Linked DNA regions of Mus musculus: region 2 is linked to region 1. The links are chromatin loops, found by intact Hi-C in ENCODE. Cell type or tissue: gastrocnemius. All regions are shown on one strand. Links, peaks and the distances in the headings refer to the core of each region. The heading gives the core; the rest is flanking DNA.

Region 1 (10,162 bases), core at 1,322-9,321:
AGACTCCTGAAGTCTCTGGTCTGGGCAGACTTTCTTTGAGTATGCCCTACTGTGGCTAGTGGCTGGTACCCTAATGGCTTCAGGATGGGGCTGGTTACCTGAGAAGCCATTGTGTCACGAGAGCTGGGCCATTCCACGTGTGTGACGGTATGTGGGGAATCATTTTGCCTGAGGTATGGGTGACACTATTTTCCACGTCCCATCTTCTATCTCCTCTGAGCACTTTCACAGTCAGCCCTCCAGTCCTCCCTCGATGAACTTTTCCTTATCTGTAATGAGTGGTTTGGGATAATTCTGCCCCTGTGACAGTGGGGTTGCCCCACTGCATTCTGGGCAGGAGAGTACCTGTGTCTAGATTCATTCCCTGTTTTGTGGCTCAGTTTATCTTTACTTGTGTGGATCCTTCACACACCCTGGACAGAGGTCTCACCTAGCCAAGTCTGTCCTTGAACTCTCTATGTAGTTGAGGCTGACCCTGAACACCTGATCTTACTGCTTCTACCCTACCACCCCCACCCTGGGATTACAAGAATCCACTACCAAGTGTGACTTGACCAAAGGAAGCTTCGATGCTGTAGCTATACCCAAGGTGACATTTCCCTCACAAATATAGTGCTGCCATCAATTATTCAGCCTGAGCATTTCGGAACGAACTCAGAAAACATGGGCCAGGCTTTTTGTTGTTGAGGTCCCCTTCCAGTCCATCAGACCCGCACCTGGCATTGAAACAGAGAGAGGGCCATCTGGGAGGGGTAGAGATCGGAGAACTACAGGATCTGGTGACATCAGGACTCTTGCAAAGGGTTCTAGGTGCCACAGAAGGCTGTCACCCATCACAGGGCCTTTGATTCCTCCCTGACAGTAGCTGATGGGTTGATCTGGGACTGTGCATAATTCATGAGCCCCCCAGCAGCTGTGAATTCTGAGCAGATCTTTGCCACAGTATGGGCGAAGCTGAGCTGGAGGGAGGGATGTGGCATATGCGTCCTTCGAGTGTCCATGCCCTGTCTTGTTGCTACCGAGAAGGTGTGGGGGAGCAAAGGAGGCCCCAGGGATTGGAGAATTCGGCCCCTGAAGAGAGGTGATGACTCAGATGGGCGAGGACATTAACCTATCATCTCCTCCCAGTGGGTCGCCAAGGGACCTCTCAGGCCACCTCAGCACACACAGCTAGCAGGGATCCCTGGAGCATGTGGTTGGCTCTGCAGCCGGCACCCTACTCCCCTCCAATAAGACCAAGGTTATAGGCTGGCGAAATGGCCCAGTGGGTGAAGTGCTAGGCAGCAGGAGGACATGAGTTTGGATTCCCAGCAACCATGAATAAGCAATAAGCGAAGCTTGTGGGGTAAAAATCTGTAGCTTTAGTGCTGAGGGTGGGGTGGAGACTGATGGATCCTGGGGCTCGATGGCCAGCTAGTGGTGGTTAATGAAAGACTTTGTCTCAAAAAACAAAGGTTGGGGCTGGCAAGATGGCTCAGTGGATAAGAGCACTGACTGCTCTTCCGAAGGTCCTGAGTTCAAATCCCAGCAACCACATGGTGGCTCACAACCACCCATAATGAGATCTGACACCCTCTTCTGGTGCGTCTGAAGACAGCTACAGTGTATTCATGTATAATAATAAATAAATCTTTAAAAAAAAAAAAAAAAAAAAAAAAAAACAAAGGTTGGCAGGATGGCTCAGCAGGTGAGGACAGTTGGGGCCATGCCTGATGACTGGCGTCCATCCCCAGGAGCCATATGGTGACAGAAAGGACCGGCTCCCACAAGTTCTCCTCTGACCTCTACACATGCACTAGGGCATACACTCGTGCACCCCTGTAAAAACAAAGTCTAAAATAAGGTAGAGACTAGTTAAGGAAGGCATGCCAGTGCAACCCTGGCCTCTTCACGCTGCCTGCTCAGGAACATATATGCCTTCATACAGGCATGCAACACACATGCACGCACACACACACACACACACACACACACACACACACACACACACGCACACACGGGTGGGGGAGGCAGACAGACTGATAGAGACAGAGACAGAGAAAGACAGAGAGACAGAGACACAAATACACACACACACACACACACACACACACACACACACACACACACACACACACAGAGAGAGAGAGAGAGAGAGAGAGAGAGAGAGAGAGAGAGAGAGAGAGAATACAAGGTCGAGACGCCCCAGAAAAAGTGCTTCACTCTTTGCTCCATGTGCGGTTGAGCCCTGGTTTGTGTATCAGAGTCAATACTTGGGTTGCGTGTCCCCATCCTGCTTGGCTCTCCAGGGATGAGGGTTCCCTGTCTTGGGGTGTAGCCTTAGGCAGGGCCTTAGAACTACAGACTTTGGCTGAAGCATGGAGCAGGATCCAAACTAATAAGAAGCACAAAAACGCATTTGATACTTGTTTGAGATGCTGTTTAGACATGATGACTTAGTACGTGGAGATCAGGCTCCCAAAACCAGCAAGAGTAGAACTGCCCAGAACCGCCCAGAACCGCCTCCTTTCCCTTCCTTCTCTCTCCTCCAGTTTTTGTTGTTGCTGTTGCTTTTTTTTCCTTCTGGAGTCTTGCTACATTGCTCAAGCTGGCTTTGAACTCTTGGCTTCCCAAATACAAGGAACTGTAGGATGCAGGACAGTGCCCATCCTATAGATTTAAAAGAGTAGTGTCTGCCTGTAATGGACTCAGGGTTGGGGGTCAAGGCTGATCGAAGATCCATCCAGTCTTCCTAAAGTGGCCCCACTAGCCACTGTCTGGCTAGGGACAGGTGCTGGGAGGGTGGGGGAGGGGGAACCCGACTCTGCCCCTGACTTTCTGACTGAAGCTTAGCCAGGGGTATTTTTCAAATAATTACGTTGTTCCTTTTTTTCATTTTTGTTTTGGTTGAGAACATTGATTTTTTTTCTCATAGTATAGATTTTTTTTGAAGCTGCAAAAGTAATACATACATCAATGTTTTATTGTTCTCCTCACTTTTCTGTATTTAAGGTTTTTTTTTTTTTCAATATTATGCATGTCTGAGTTGGGCATGGGGGCAGATCTCTGAGTTCAAGGCCAGCCTGGTTTACAGAGTGGATCCCAGGACAACCAGGACTATACAGAGAAACCCTGTCTTGAGGGGAAGAAGTGTGTGTGTGTTTCAAGCTCCCTAAACACACACACACACACATACACACACACACACAAACACACACACACACACACACACACACACACACACACACGAAAGCAGAGAAACACAGAGAAGCTTTCAGCTTTCAGCTTCTCTTTCAGAGGGGCTGGAGTGATGAGCCGTGGTTAAGAATCGTTGCTGCTCTTACGGAGGACCACAGTTCAGTTCCCAGCACCCAGGTAGATCACAACTGCCTATGACTGCAGCTGCAGGGGACCTGAGACTCTCTTCTGGCCTCCGTGGACAGCTGTTGCATATACATCCCCACACCCCCACACAAATGAAAATAAACCTTAAGAAAAGAAGGAAAATAGAAAAGAAAAGGCCAGAAGGCTGGGCATAGTTGTGGGCACCTTTAATCCCCGAACTCAGGAGATAGAAAGAGTGAAGCAGCAAGGGACCGTGAGTTACACCCAGCCTGGCAGCATTTTAAATTTCAGGCCAGTCAGGGCTATGTAGTGAGGCCCTGCCACAAACAAACAAACAAACAAGCAAACAAACAAACTGTACAAAAACAAAAAGGCAAAATAAACGTGAAAAGCTTCATCCCCCAGTCCCTGCATTCAGAGATCAGCTCATAGCCTGTTTTCTAGGCCCACGGCAGCACGAGCAGAGACAGCCTCCCAGAGTTAGCGAGTGTGGGAAGAGCATACAACATCAAACACAACATCAAACTTGTTTGCTTTTCTCAGATGAGATCTCATGTAGCCCAGGCTGGCCCTGAGCTCCTGCTTTCCTGCCTCTAACTCCCCAGTGCTGGGATTATAGGTGTAGACCACCTTGCCAGGCAAAGACGCACATTAACCTTACCTTAGCTCATGTTTTCTTGGCATTAAGCATGTGCACACTGTTGGCACCACCTTCTGTCTCCAGACCACTCTCACTTCCCCATTACTCACTGAGTCACACATCTACCCTCAGCCTCTGGGAGAGGCCATGGGCCGAGCCAGAGACACTTCACTGTGTGGTAACTGTAAGTATCACTGTGTCAAGAGTTGTAGACACCCAAAGCTACTCGATGTCACTGGGAGAAATGAATGTAAATTAAAGCAGAGGCATACCATGCTCATGAACAGGAAGGCTGCATATGCTCTTTACAGTCAATAGGTTTTTCCTTTTTTTAGAAAAATACCTTTATTTTTATGTATGCATGCAGTACCAACAGTAGCCAGAAGGGGGCTCCAGGTCTCCTGGAGCTGGAGTTAAAACCAATCATGAGCTGCCATGTGGGTACGGGGGAAACTGGGTCCTCTACAAAAGCAGCCAGTGCTCTAATCACTGAGCAGCCTTTCCAGCCCCAGGTTTTTCCTAGACTTTGATAAGCTGATTCAGAAAGGAAATGAGAACCAAATAGATCTCAAGGCTGCTGCTGCCACACCACCAGACTCAGACATGTTGTGAGGCCAATGCCACAAGGACATTGAGTGACTGGCAAACTGATCCACAGAACAAGAAGTAAATCCAGACGTAAAGCCCCCCCCCCAATCAACCCACCACTGTCAACTAAAATAGTATCAGCTAGGATAACCTCAGTGTCCTGGAGGCAGACCATCCCTAAACATACCTCAGAGATAAAGATGCCTGTGGAAGGATTAGAGGGTCTGAAAACCAAAGAGAAAACTGATGGGTGGAAATAGCTCAGATAATGGGAAGGTATCTGTGGTGAGACAGCACTAGCCATAGCAGAGAAAAGGTGTGTGGGGGGCTGCAGTGAGGCTGTCCATCAAAAGAGCCCAAAGCAAAAACATGGGGGTGGGGGCGGACAGTTCACAGAGGGAGAGATCCCAGAGTGGGAGCCTGCCTAGAGAAAGGGGCCAGGGGAAAAGGCACATGCCAAGAAAGGGCCCAAGGAGAGAGCCAGAGCGAGCCAGAGAATGACTGGGGGCGGGGGTGGGGAGAGTCAGAGAACATAGGAAGTGGGCCCAGGGAGGCTAGCTCTCAGTCATCCTTCACAAAACATTACGTTTTAGAAGTTAGTAAAAAAGATTTATGGAATGGAATGTTACAACAGGCTCCCAGGAAAAGCAAGTTTCACACCAAGTTGTACATAAAAAACAAACCAGAAACAACTGTCACAGTTACTGTTGTCAACTGGCAGGCTCCGGACTCCCGTCAGATGCAAGCCTCTGGGCGTGCCTGTAAGGGACATATTTATTGTTAATTGAAGTAGGGAGGCACACTCTAAAAGTGGGTGGTGGCAATCCAGGACCAGGGCTCCTAGACAGCTGTGGCTCCTGGGATGCTGCTAAGCCTTATGACCTGGGTTCAATTCCCAGGACCCCCACCCCACCCCATGGTGGAAGGAGGCAACCAGCTTCCACAAGATGCTCTCTGAATCTCCTCCCACCCACATGCTTTGGAAGGCATTGGGTGTGGGTGCTTGCCGCCCCACATGGTAGAAGGAGAGACCGGGACTCCCAACAGTCATCTTTTGATCTCCACTCACCTGCTGTGGCCAATGCACTCACCACCCCCACACATATGTACACACAAATAAATAAATACTTAAAAATTGAACGCAGCCTAGAACTGGGAAAGATGAGCAGCTATTCTTGGCAGCAAGCAAGGACTGAAGAAGGATGCAGGGACTTGACACCCCAACCCCACAGCGGCAGCAGCAATGTAGCCCAGGAGAAGTGCCCACCCACCCACTCACCTCAGATCGATCGCTGGGTGAAAAGTGGACACCTACACGGTAGAATGTCACTCACCCTGGAGAAGAAGGAAAGACGTGATGACATATGCTCCAACACCGGTGAGCATATGTGGACATTGTGCTAAGTGAGAACTAGCCAGTGAGTAAAGGTTAAGCGACAGGTCCATCCAGGCGAGGGACCTTTGAGAGTCAAGTTCAAACAGAGCTGAGGCTGGGAGGAGGGGCTGATGTTTGTGGGAAGCACTGGGGAGAAAGAAGTGTCCTAGAGATGGATGCCAGTGACTGCGGCACAGTGATGGCGCTCTGTGTGCTTCAAGTCACCCAAACCACGCCCTGAAGACAACAAAAGTTATGTAGTTATGCATATTTTAGCATAATAAAAGAATCAAAGAGCCAGTGGAGAAGACTGGTAGAGAGGTCTGAGCAACAGGAGTGCCTGGCTCTGCTCCTTAAAGGGCACTAAAGGAGCCCATGGAACATGGAGGCTGGCCCTGTACCACCCTGTACCCCAGTGATGGAGCCCAGGTGGTGTCCTTCACAGGAAGACAGGGAGGCCAGAGGGCTGGAGAAGTGAAGGATCCAGGCTGAGTGGTTGGAGGCAGCAGCTCAGGAAAGTGATATAAGTGTGTCTTCCTAGGGGGCTAACCCTAGGTGAGCCCTTCAGCTGCCTACACAATCTAAAGCGGCTACAATGTTGCTAGTCACCATGACCTTACCCGGAGCACCTCATACAAGCCACCTCTGATTGGTGGGGAGTCTAGGCAGTCCATGGCTGAACAGAGACATGCTAGCCTGTTCTGTGATCAAGTAATTGCCTAGAGGGCTTTGGAGTACAGCTGAGGTCACATTCTGTGACTCAGTTTCTTTTTCTTTTTCTTTTTCTTTTTCTTTTTCTTTTGTTTCTGTTTACAGCAGTCATTTTTGTTTTGTAGCAATAGCTTATTATTAATGTACCATGGATAGACATAAAAAACCAACATCCCCTGCCCCAGCAAGGAATTTGGAAAAACTTTAACAAACAGAGCAGACTCCCTGGATATGCTCGGGAGTCAGCGATCCTGTGACATGCCATCTCTGCTTTGGTACCCAGGAGACTGTGAGCCTCTTCAAGGATTCCAATGCTTCGGGGAGTCCAGGGTCATTTTGAGAGGGCTCCTTGGATTTCTTCTGCCTGGTGGTCACTCTTGATGAGTAGCAGGATCTGAGTCTTCCCCAAGCCTTGAAGCCAAAAAACCCCCAGCTTCCTCTTCATTTCTCTTTGATGCTGCTTGAAGAACCAGTATCTGATGACTTCTTTCCGCAGTTTGAGTTCCTCAGCCAAGGCCTGCAGAGTTTCCTCCTTAGGGTAACGGTCTGTCTCGAAGCACTTTCTTAGCTTCTGCAACTGCTCAGAGGCGAACTTAAAGGTCCTTCTATCCTTCAAGTACAGGTTCTGAATTGTCTTCATCTCAGTTTCTTCCATCATGGCAGCTGCTCACTTGAGTTCCCTCCTTCAGTTTTGTGACTCAGTTTCTTTCTTTCTTTCTTTCTTTCTTTCTTTCTTTCTTTCTTTTTCTAATGTTATTCTGGTTCTTTATTTATTTATTTATTTATTTATTTTAATTTTTATTAGATATTTTCCTCAATTACATTTCCAATGCTATCCCAAAAGTCCCCCATACCCTCCCCCCCCACTCCCCTACCCACCCACTCCCACTTTTTGGCCCAGGTGTTCCCCTGTACTGGGGCATATAAAGTTTGCAAGTCCAATGGGCCTCTCTTTCCAGTGATGGCTGACTAGGCCATCTTTTGATACATATGCAGCTAGAGACACGAGCTCTGGGGTACTGGTTAGTTCATAATGTTGTTGCACCTATAGGGTTGCAGATCCCTTTAGCTCCTTGGATACGTTCTCTAGCTCCTCCATTGGGGGTCCTGTGATCCATCCAATAGCTGACTGTGAGCACATTCACTTATGTGTTTGGTGACTCAGTTTCTATAGCTCCCTAAGCCAGAGAAAAAGCTTCAGTCTGGGGTCTGCAGCAATATGGTCACCAAGAGAATGGCAAATGGGGTTCCATGTGTTTTAGGAATCCCGGATGTCTTGGTGTCTGTGGTGGTCTAGGGTACAGGGAGAAGGCCCAAAGGCTGCAATGTTGGGTTGCCCTGGCTAGAGGGATGATTGACGACGAAAACTAATGTTGCAGAGAGCCTGGTGGGAGGACTTGGGAGGGCTCACTGTGACTGTGGTCTCGCATTTAAGGTCTCCCTGATGCTCATGGAAGACCCATGAGACAAGCAATCCCTGTTGCTTCTGATACTCTCTCTAAGGATGTGGCACCTTCCTCAAGGAGAGCTAAGCAGCTTCTAGACATGGTGCTGCCTCCTGAAGACAATCCATCACCTGACACCTCAGCCAGCCTGGCCTCTTAAAGGCCACATAGTGAGAAGATGCCAATACGATATTTATATTCCTCTCAAGCAGCTGCTGAATCGGACTTTCTGCTTACAACCCCACGCCCCTCCCAGATCCCCTATTCCTCTTCATCATCTGTTGGATGGAGGCTTTTGGGGCCAATTGCTGGGAGGATTTTTTTTTCTTCTTTTAATTTTCTGTATTGGGTTTAATTAAACCAAGGTATGCATGACCCTGTCGGATCATATCAAAATGGGCCACTTTGCTGCATGAGGAAAACCACCAGCATAAATTATTGATTCATCTTCATTGAAATTAATCTGCCAATGACTTTCTTCTGTTGGGGTTGGGGCAGGGACCTGGGGCACCCTGTGATGTGCCAGCACAAACAGCATTTGAAAGTCCCATCTCAGGGTGACATGAGATTGAGGCAAAGACAGCAAGCGGTGTCAAACACGAGCACATACCCAGATGCCACTGCGAGGGTTTAGATGCAATTTCTAACGTGGCCCTCCTCCCGTCCTCCAGTCCTCCACTCCTCTGGTCTTCCGGTCCTCCCGGCCTCCAGTCCTCCGGTCTTCCGGTCCTCCCGGCCTCCAGTCCTCCGGTCTTCCAGTCCTCCCGGCCTCCAGTCCTCTGGTCCTGCCCCAACCACAGAGCACCAAGGTTTTAAGAGATGGAAGGATGGAGCCTGAGCTTCATGCTGGGCTGCTTGAACATTGACTGAGAAAGACAAAGTAACACAAACTCCAAAATTAATATCCAAAACAAGTTATCCAAGAAATTAAGTCCCAGAAATTAAGGTTATGGGACAAAGATAACTCCAGACCCAGGTTTCTTTGCTGGAAGAACCCGAAGTTCTCACAAATCTACTAAGACGGTAGACAGAAGGGTGTGGCCTTAGTGTCCCGACAGGGACATGTTAGCCACAAGCTCCCAGCAAGCAAGTGGACTCGATTCTGGAGGCAAGGTCGGTTGCTCTAAAGCAAATCAACAAAGGAGAGGAGCAACTCACATGACTGCTGCTGGAAATGCAATACACTCATGAAGGAAAGCCCTTAGGGAACCCCAGAGAAGGAGACTGCCCGCCTCGGGAAACACTGTTGTGGGGCAGCTCACAGCTTCCAGCCCTAGGAGTGCAGCATCCTCTTCTGCCCTTTGCAGAAACCTGCACTCACGGACTCATGGCCGGCACTGCCACAGACACATAATTAAAACAAAATAAATCGTTTTTTAATTAAGCACTCATTCTAGAGACAAAGGCAGAGAATCTTTGTGGGTTTGAGGCCAGCCTGGCTTATATAGAGAGTTCCAGGCCAGTCGGGATTGAGTGGTGACACCTTGTCTCAAAAATTAATAAACAAGCAAATAAATAAATACCCTTCTTCCAGCTCTAAGCCTGGAAGCGCGAGATTCGCTCTCCTCAGCACTTTTAATAACCCACTATCCTCCTTGATGCAATTAGAATTAGGAGAGAAAAATAAAGTTGTCTTCAGTCTTCACAGATGATAAAACTGTACACATTGAAAATCTAATAGAATCTGCAGAGCATTAGAATCATAAGTAAGTTTATCAAATTTGTTACAAACATGGTTAGTCTTCTTATTCTAGGAAAAAAAGGAGAAATGGAACAAAATAACATTGGCGGCAGCATCAAAGAAAATAAAATACCAGCTGGGTCTCAACACGCGTGAAGCTGGGGCTGGAGGGTTAGAATTTCAAAGTCAGCCTGGGCTACATAGGAAGACTCTGCCTCAAAACATTAAATGAAACTAAAGCCCAGTAAAGCTAAGGGTGGCAGAGTACGTTCCTGCAATCCTAGCCTTTTAGAGGTGAAGGCAGAAGGATCAGAGTTCAAGGTTAGTCACAGCTACATAATGAGTCTGAGAGCAGCCTGTGCTACATGAGATCCTGTCTTGAAAAAAACAAAACAGAA
Region 2 (9,832 bases), core at 1-8,000, 210 kb after region 1:
TATTCAGAGTCCAAGTTCTTTTAGTTCCCCCAGGGACAATCATCTTTCTGAATCTCCAACTTGCTTCAAACCAAAGAATACTAAAATAAGCCTACTACAGAAATTCAAAGAAAAAAAATCCCATAAAATCTATCAAGGCTCATCTGTCACCAAAACAGATGAGAGGGAGAGAACCAGGGCAGAGGGTGAAGGGTGGATGGGGGGAGGGGGGTTGTAGCAGTTCACAAACAAGAGCAGGTCTCAGCAGCTACCGAGAAAGGCTTCTAAACCTGTTCCCAAAACGTGCCAGTTCCCGTCAGCAGGCAAGCTCACAACACACAGCACACAGACAAAAAGGACTCAGGTAAACACACCGCTTCCAGGTTTGCAAGCCCAGTGGTTGCTGTGATTCACACTATTGCTCAGTTCTCCTTTTCCAACTTTCCTGAGAGCTACGCCATGGACCTGCCCACACAACACACCATAAAACCACACTCTGTAGCATATGGATTCAGGAGAAAGTGGAGCATAATCTAACCCATAGCACTCTCCAGATACTCTCCCAGCATGACAACACAAGACCATAAACGATGTGAGCAGCTAAGCCTTTCCATCGCCAGTCTGTGAACTGTAGGAGTCAGGACCTCCTGCTAAGCAAGAGAAGCTAGAACAGTTGCACCTTCCTCAGGCGAAACCGCACACACCACAGCACACTGCAGCACATTGTATGCACCATCCAGGGTTCTTTAAGCCGCTCTTATAGAACCACCCAATCTCCAGGCTAGGTATACATGATCTAGGATTCCCTATCACTTACAGGAAAGCCTAGAATTCCAACTCTATGGCCCATGCAGATGCAAAAGAAAACTTCCTCTCATGCTCTTTGCAGTTCTGGGAGAAACACTGGGTTTTGGTGGGTCAGCTCCATCTGCAGCAGCCCCTTACCTTGTTGGACCATTTGTATGCTTGCAGAAGCTGGCTGTAGAGTGGGGTTTTGTCCTGCACAGGATCCAGGCTTAGCAGCCCACTGTTATGAAGAGGGTGGTTCTCAGACGGCTTGCCTACCAGGTTGCTCAAACGTTCCAGTTCACTGAAAGTAAAAAGAGAAGCTACATAAACCCGAGTCCACTTCACTCCCTCAAGACCATCACACATCTTTTTTTCTTTTTTCTTTTTTCCTTTTTTTTTTTTTTCTGGTTTTCGAGATAGGGTTTCTCTGTGTAGCCCTGGCTGTCCTAGAACTCACTCTGTAGACCAGGCTGGCCTCGAACTCAGAAATCCGCCTGCCTCTGCCACCCGAGTGCTGGGATTAAAGGTGTGCGCCACCACGCCCGGTTCGGACATCTTTCGAGAAGAGTTTTGCAAAGGTAAAACAGAACAAAACAAAACAAAAACCTAGGGACAAACAAGAGAACGCCTAACTGAGGCGTTCTAATCTCAAACATGCCTGTCCAAACCAGTCATGGTAGCCCACACCTTTAATCCCAGCACTGGGGAGGCAAGTGTGATATATCAAAGTGAATTTGAGGCCAGCCTGGTCTACATAGGGAGTTCCAGGGCTACACAGTGAGACAAAATAAACATTTCCTGCTGTGGATGAATCTGAGTTGTTACACCCCAATATTTAAAAACCTTAGAGCTTCTTTGTGCCCTTAGGTTTGTTTTCCCTCAGGAATGGCAAGAGACGGCTATATTTTGTTTCTCTGTGTAGCCCTGGTTAGCCCTCTCATGCCATTCCAGAGGCAAAACAAACCTAAGGGCATAAGGTTCCTTTGCAAAGGAAGCTGTAGGTTCCCTAAAAACTGGGATGTAACAACTCTGATTCATCCACAGCAGAAGATGTTTAGGACCTTGCAGTAGAGTCTAACACTGCCTCCCATTCAGGATTTTTTTCGGACCCACATGCAGATCACTCCATTTGGCAAAGCAGCAAGTACCTGAATAAATCATGATTATTTATCATTTCACATTTCAGATTTGTGCACAGTGCTTCACAGATGGCAAAGCTTAGCAAAACAAAGAAGACATAAAATAAACACCATCAAGGGGGCTGTGTCAAACAAGCTCACTTCAGTCTAGCAAGAAAACTAGGGAGACACTTGGGAAAGTGGGCGAACGGTGAAATCACGAATTCTGGGGAGCCAGTTCCCAGCAGCCAGCAGGACACTGCTAACCACTCCCATGCTGCATCCAACCTCAAATCTTCAGCCACCTTCTTGGCACTACTGTACATTTAATAAGTCAAAGAAATATCAACATTACTAAAGTTTCTAAAGTGATAAAAGGCTGTGACATCCCATTAGAAAGCAGGGCAGAGATGACACACTTCTTTAATCCCACCAGCACCTGGGAGGTAGAAGCAGGGGGGGTCTCTGTGAGTTTGAGGTCAGTCAGCCTGATCTAAAAAGAAACTCTGTCTTAGGGGGGGAAAAAAGCCTCCCTCGGGGGAGTCAATGGAGTGGGGGTAGGGCATGCCATTGTCAAGCTGACAGAACAGGTATGTGTGTAGTTTAAGGAGGGAGTGGAATACGGGGAGGAAAGGCACACAACACTTCACTACTTCCTCCTCCATCCTACTTGACTAGTTGATGGGTGGAGGGAGTCCTGGGGGTTTGCCTGCCTGACACACAGAAGGCACGGAGCTGGAACCAGGCACTATAGAGGAACATGAGGTGGAAGAGAGGAAACCCAACCTGACCAGATCACCAAATGCTCAATTTCAGAAGTAAAAAGCTCAAATCCAAGCCGGGCGTGGTGGTGCACGCCTTTAATCCCAGCACTCCGGAGGCAGAGGCAGGCAGATTTCTGAGTTTGAGGCCAGCCTGGTCTACAGAGTGAGTTCCAGGACAGCCAGGGCTATACAGAGAAACCCTGTCTGGGGGGGGGGGGGAGACCTCAAGTCCTTCCATTCTAATTTCTAAGACAGGAAGAAAACACAAGTTCAGGCACAGAAGACATGCCTACTAAACTGTGTGTGGTGGCACACACCTTTAATCCCAGCAGATTAATCCAGAGAGGCAGAGGCAGGAGGATCTCTTGTGAGTTTGAGGCCATCCTGGTCTACAAATTGAATTCCAGGACAACCAAGACTGTTACCCTGAGAATCCCTGTCTCAAAATCCAAAGTGCCTTCTATGCATGGCATCTGAGTAATGTCTTCTCAGCAAACTCTTAATACACTAATGATGTAAAAGGAGTCCCGTGAGGGAAATATGTAATCCCCAATTATTAGGGGTTAACCTGCTCAAACATTCCTTTCCCGTTGTAGTGAACTGAGTCCTCTGAAACTGAACCTAAATAAATTCTTCCTCTTAAACATCCTAATAGATGTAAGACTGTATCTCTCGAGAAAAGAGCTAAACAAAAGGAATGATGGTGACTGGCAGTGAGGAGCAGGTGGCTTCGGAGGGGAAATGGAAAGAGGCAAAGGTAACGGAGGTAGTCTGAGAATGAGGTGAGGTGGAACTGATGAATTCTAGGCTCTGAGGATGGGAACTGGAGCTCATCGGATCGAGAGGTACGTAATTGGGCCTGGGACAGTGTTGATGGGGAGACTGGCCCGATGTGATGGAGCCCAAGGAAAAGGTCTGATAAGATCGACGAGGTGGAAGTTCCTGAGAAGAGGTTTCCTCATCAGATAGGACCACTACAGCGGGAACCGAGGACCACAGATGACAACCAGGACGAAATGGCCAACAGAATGAATACTAGGTAACGGGACGGGAGACAAGGAGTCCCTGAGAGGCTGACTAGGACCGGGAGATGAGCGAAAGTGACAGCGGACTGTGAATAAAGGAGAGAGGCCCGTGACTGGGCAGACTGGCGCGGGATCCGGGCGGGACAGGTGCCAGAAGGGTCCTCAACCCCGATCCTTTCAGCCAGTACCTACTTGAGGTCCCGGTTGACGGAATGCAAGTTGTCCTGGAAGTTCGCGATGAAGGCCTTCTCGCGGCCCTCCAGCGTCTCTTTGTTGCGCATGCCATCCTTAAGGCAGTCGAAGACCCTACTCACGCTAGAGCGTAGCGCCTGGATGGCGCTAATAGCCTGCGAAAAGGCCTCCAGGTTCACACCAACGCTCAGCACGTCCGCCATGTTGCAGCTGTCACAGCCGGCTTTCCAGAGTCCACAGCCTGAGCGGCGCGCGGCGCTTCGTGATGACGTTGTCCTAGGAGGGTATTGGGATGTGTAGTTTGCGACGTGGCTCCCATCCAGGAAGCTCTAGCGAACTTGGAAAAACAGCGCCAGTCTGACTGAATGAGAGAGTTGACCACAAGTTATGATCTCCATCTAGGGAAGTCATTTTGTCCTCTCCTTTTGCTTAATAGTGAATGACAAAGAAATGCAGAAGCCCACTGTGTATCTCCAAAATTTGAACAGTCACATAGGAATTTCTCAAAACAATAAAATGTCCCCAGAGTACATGAATGAGTCCATATTCATAAATAAAGGGGAAGAACTCTCTTACCTGTAGTAAAATGCCAACACATAAATGAAGGCAGAGTGATACAAGAAAACTGCCACTTGGCAGCCTAAATAATTGGTTAAGGTATGAATCAATTGATGTTTTTTCGAAACAGCAAGGTATTCTATATAGTTTCAAAACGTTTTTCTTTATGAAACTTAAAAGGAAATAGAAAACATTTGGGCTACATGAGGACCTGTGTCCAAAAAGTAAATTAACAATAATAATAATAATAGAAATTATGGTATGTGTCCAAAAGAATTGAAAGCAGTGTCTAAATGAGATGTTTGTACTTCCATATCCACCGCAACCTCATTCACTATAGTCAAGTGTGAAAGGAGCCAGATATCTACCAACGTATAAGCAAATAAGCAAAATGTGATTATATATGATACAAATTGATATATACTGTGACATCAAAATGGACAATATACCTTTCAAGTTAATGGAAGATCAAAACAGGGAAAATAGACCTTGCAGCTTAGGGGATCTGTTTGCAGTTAAGACAGTTAAGAATAAGTTCCTCTGTCCTGTGCAGGCTAAAGTTTCTGTTTGTAATTAAAGAATAAGTTCTATTTGCCTCATGTTAAGTCCTTGCAAGTTAGGGTTTTTATTTGTAATTAAGAATAAGTTCCTGGGACTAGAGAGATGGCTCAACGATTAAGAGCACTGACTGCTCTTTCAGAGGTCCTAAGTTCAATTCCCAGCAACCACATGGTGGCTCACAACCATCTGCAGTGGGATCAGATGCCCTCTTCTGGTGCATCTGAAGTCAGCTACAGTGTACTCACATACATAAAATAAAAATAAATCTTAAAAGAAAAAAAAAAGAATAAGTTCTTGTTCTTTTTGTTTGGTTTGTTTTTGTTTGGTTTTTCGAGACAGGGTTCCTCTGTGTAGCCCTGACTGCCCTGGAACTCACTCTGTAGACCAGGCTGGCCTTGAACTCAGAAATCCACCTGCCTCTGCCTCCCAAGTGCTGGGATTAAAGGCGTGTGCCACCACTGCCCTGCCAAGTTCTTGTTCTTTAGGTAAGCTGCAAAACACGTTTTCAACCTCTACACTAAACTCGTGACCACATTCACTAGATGAGCATCCCTCCCCTTGTTCCTCCCTTTCATTGCATCTTTCTAACAGTCGTCTGTGTGAGCACTCTCCTATAAAAAGGACCTCAAGGGGCTGTGTATTAGTCAGGGTTCTCTAGAGTCACAGAACTTATGGACAGTCTCTAGATAGTGAAGGAATTTATTGATGACTTACAGTCGGCAGCCCAATTCCCAACAATTGTTCAGTCGCAGCTGTGAATGGAAGTCCAAGGATCTAGCAGTTACTCAGTCTCACACAGCAAGCAGGCGAAGGAGCAAGAGCTAGAGCTAGACTCCCTTCTTCCAATGTCCTTATATTGTCTCCAGCAGAAGGTGTAGCCCAGATTAAAGGTGTGTTCCTTAAACTCCAAGATTCAATCTTCTGGAATCCATAGCCACTATGGCTCAAGATCTCCATACCAAGATCCAGATAAGGATCTCCAAGCCTCCAGATAAGGGTCACTGGTGAGCCTTTCCAATTCTGGATTGTAGTTCATTCCAAATATAGTCAAGTTGACAACCAGGAATAGCCACTACAGGCTGCTCTCCCAAATCCTGACTTGGGGTGAGTCAGCTGGCTAGCCACTCTAGATTCACCCCCAAATAGATTACTTTAGTTGGACAACAGTGGATTTGGTCTTTTCTCCTCTAGATTCTCAGGTTTAACATTACCTTTTTTCCTAAGAGGGAAATTCTGACACATGCCAATCAGATAACATCCTAATAACATCTGCAGATTCATGAATCATTTTATTGTTTAGGCGTGATGATAAAGACCTGTAACCCCAGAACTTGAGAGTAAATCAGAAGTCTAGGACTTAAAAGTCAGCATAGGTGCAGCATGGGTGCTATACCAAAAGAAAAAAAAAAGACATGTTTGGGGGCTGGGCAGAGGCTTAGTGACTAAGTGCACTGGCAGCTCTTATAGAGGGTGTGGGTTTGGTTCCCAGAATCCACATGGCAGCTCACAATCAGCTGTAATTGCAGTCCAAAGGGATCTCTTGCCCTACTCTGGCCTTCAAGATCACAGCACACACGTGGTGTACAAGTGTGCTTGTAAGCAAAATACCCGTACAAATAAAATAAAATGAAGAGGGACGGCACACATTTGCCAGTGACAATTTCACAGATGAAACTGGAACAAAAAACTATAGGAAGCAAAACTGTCACACACAAAAAGACAAATATCCTAAGATTCTGTTTTTATGAAGTATAGAAGCAGTCAAAATCGAATGGTGAGAATGTGAAATTGTAGCTTCCAGGGGCTGGTTTCCAGTAAAGTTCACACATCTAAAGAAAAGACTTCTAGCATAGACACTGTAGAAAGAAGAGAGTTTGGGGTGTAAACAAAATATTTCCCAAATCTGGTGCTGCAGTTTAAGGCATCTTACTTATTTTTCGGCCGTGTCTACTATGGACACACAGTTTGGAACAGAGAAGATAGAGGAGCAAGAAGGAGTTCATGATGCTGACCTTCATTGTGTCGTCATATCAATCAGGAAGATGAGCCCTTCTGGGGTTTCTAGGAGCAACAAAAAGAACCAGCTGTACCTAAGGATGTAGCTCAGTGGTAGACTGTTTGTCTGATATATGTGAGGCTCTGGATTCAGTCTCCAGTCCCAGGACCTGAATTGGTTATGGGGAAGCTTCAGGGAAAGAAGAGTTTAGCCTGTCATCTCAGGAACATTAAAGAAAGTGGACTTGGAAAAGTCTCTGTGGATGGCAGATGGAAACGCTTACAGAGCAATGTAAATGAATGGTTACACAGCACTGTAACAGACAGAATGCCACAGAACCAGGTGTGTACGATACAAAGGAACAAACCAGAGACTAGAAAGCTGGCTCAGCAGGTAGGGGCACTTGTTGCTCTTGCAAAGGGCCTGAATTAGGTTCCTGGAACCCACTCAGTGGCTCACAACCAGTTATCTGTAACTCCAGTTCCAGGAGGTCTGATCTGTTTGGGCATCCAACACACCATGATGCATACACAAAGATGCAAGCAGAAAAAAAAAATACACACACACACACATAAAGATTTTTTAAATAATTAAATAAAATTTAAAACTTAAAAAAAAATCTCAGAACATCTTTTTTAAAGCTTAGTAATATAAAAGATTGCTTAGCAGGTAAAGACAGCCTGGATTCAGTCTCCAAGCCAAACATAGTAGAAAAGCAGTACCAATTTCCACAAGTTGTCCCCTGACATAAACACAAACATCCATACCATGCAATAATAATAGTGTGGTGGTGGTGATGATGATGATGCATTTAAAATGATTTATTTATTTATTTATTTATTTATTTATTTATTTATTTATTATTTAATGTATACTAGTACACTGTAGCTGTCTTCAGACACACCAGAAGAGGGCGTCAGGTCCCATTACAGATGGTTGTGAGCCACCATGTGGTCTCTGGGAATTGAACTCAGGACCTCTGGAAGAGTGAGCTTAACTGCTGAGCCATCTCTCCAGCCCCCAGTAATACATTTTTTAAATGGGGAGAAAATAGACTAGACTTTACAGACACTAGCTTACCTGAGGGGTCAGGATCAGTGTTACTGGGGACAGAACACACTGTGTTCTTCCAGACACTATGTACTGAAAGGAGACACTGAGACTTCTGTTCGGTTCCTGCTCCCACTACCCCTCCCAAGAATGCAAACCTTGAATTTAATAAGAACCTAAACTGAAAACTAACCTCAAACTGAAATGCATGCAACAGAATAATTGACCTGTTGGAGTTTTGAACAGAATAATAATATTGTGTTAACAAGAGCTCATGAAGGCAGAGAAGCTGCTCCAGGCCAGGGGTTGCTTTCAGGATCTGACAACAGAGCGCAATGCTGTCCCTAGGCTCGTCGGACTGACACAGCTGCGGAAGTCTGAGAAAGGTCTGTAAATTAGTTGTGAGCATTTTGCCCATGACAATTCCATGGCATTATTCATCATGCTGTGATTACAGAAGAAGATCCCCTTGTTTGGGGGAATACATCTATACTATGTGAAAAAGACCGTCACTGTGTCGATATAAGAAAGGAAATACCACGGGGATGCTTATTTGGAGAGAGGAAGACAAGCAAATGTACCAAGGTGTTGGGCAGCAGTCCTGCCACATGACAATTCATATATATATATATATATATATATATATATATATATATATGTATATATATATATATATATATATATGTATATATATATGTATATATATATATATACACACATATATATATGTATGTATGTATGTATGTGTGTATATATATATATATGAATTGTAAGTTAGAAATGATGTCACTACCCATTATTTTAGGTGGCTTCATGATTTTAGGGCAGGGAAAGTAAAATCACAGTCCAGAAGGCAAGCAAACTCTTCCTTTCTGCCAGGCTATGCTGACAGAATGGTGTGTGTGCCTAATAATTCCCACCTTCTCCTCAGCCTGACTGTAGCATCTCAACTTTAATCCATTGGTTCTGAAAGTTTAAGGGTAGATTCTGGGGACTGGAGAGACAGCTGCAATGTTAAGAGCACTGGCTGCTCTTACAGAGGACCCAGGTTTGGCTCCCAGAAGCCATGTGACTGATCACAGCCACCTGTAACTCCAATTTCACAGGATCCAACGACCTCTTCTATCCTCCATGTGCAGCAGGCACACATGTGATGTGCACACATAAAACACTTATACACATAAAATAAAAATAGGCTAACTTTTTAAAAGATAAATTCTACACAAAAATCTGTTTCCCAGTGTTGTTTTGCCTGAGACAACACTCAAGTGCTCCTTGAACACATTCACGGTGCTGCGAAGGAAAAGCATTCCGTTGACTTGGGCTTCAACTGTAGTTTTCATTTCTAGGCATCAACCTCACCTTCACAGTGCTGCTAATTACAGCTTTGCTTAAGGCAGGAGTTGGGGCTGTAAGGACATCCACTGGAGAGATGGCTCAGTGGCTAAGAGTACTGGCTGTGCAGCCATTCCAACCTGAGTTTAAATCCCTGGGGCCAGAGGAAAAAAGGACACACACGAGCCTCTAACACCAGGGCTGTGGGGTTAGAGATAGGAGAATAACTGAGACCAGCTGGCTGCTAGCCGATCAACAGATTCATAGATGAATACCCAACACATGTATGTTTACAAACACCACACACATGCATATGTCACATACATATAAATAAAAAAATAATAATTTCAGGCTGTAGATTTTTCTCCTTCCTAACCTCTGATTAGGTTTTTTGTTTTTGTTTTGTTTTGTTTTTTTGTTTTTTGAAACGAGGTTTCTTTGTGTAGCCATGGCTGTCCTGGAACT

The links. Hi-C counts contacts between places; a loop is a spot of excess contacts. Peaks named below come from ENCODE experiments on the same cell type or tissue, not always from the same donor. Only the 100,000 strongest peaks of a DNase experiment are listed, where the experiment ranks them.
Region 2: a loop joins it to region 1, with 2.1 times the contacts of the local background. A loop is called at or near these places in 4 of 42 quality-filtered maps.

What each region holds. Positions count from the first base shown.
Region 1 is chr2:29,548,360-29,558,521 of GRCm38, reverse strand. No RefSeq gene overlaps it. Among named protein-coding and RNA genes, the nearest start is that of Gm30761, 6.7 kb to the right of the region's middle. In gastrocnemius, for the core only: a CTCF peak has its summit at 4,338 (motif pointing right); a DNase peak (open chromatin) is centred at 4,361.
Region 2 is chr2:29,341,083-29,350,914 of GRCm38, reverse strand. Med27 (mediator complex subunit 27) reads right to left here and starts at 4,105. Exons shown (of 8, transcript NM_026896.5): 1 at 3,868-4,105; 2 at 925-1,069. The coding sequence starts at 4,070. In gastrocnemius, for the core only: a CTCF peak has its summit at 4,204; DNase peaks (open chromatin) are centred at 3,851 and 4,128; H3K4me3 peaks cover 1,448 bases; H3K27ac peaks cover 950 bases.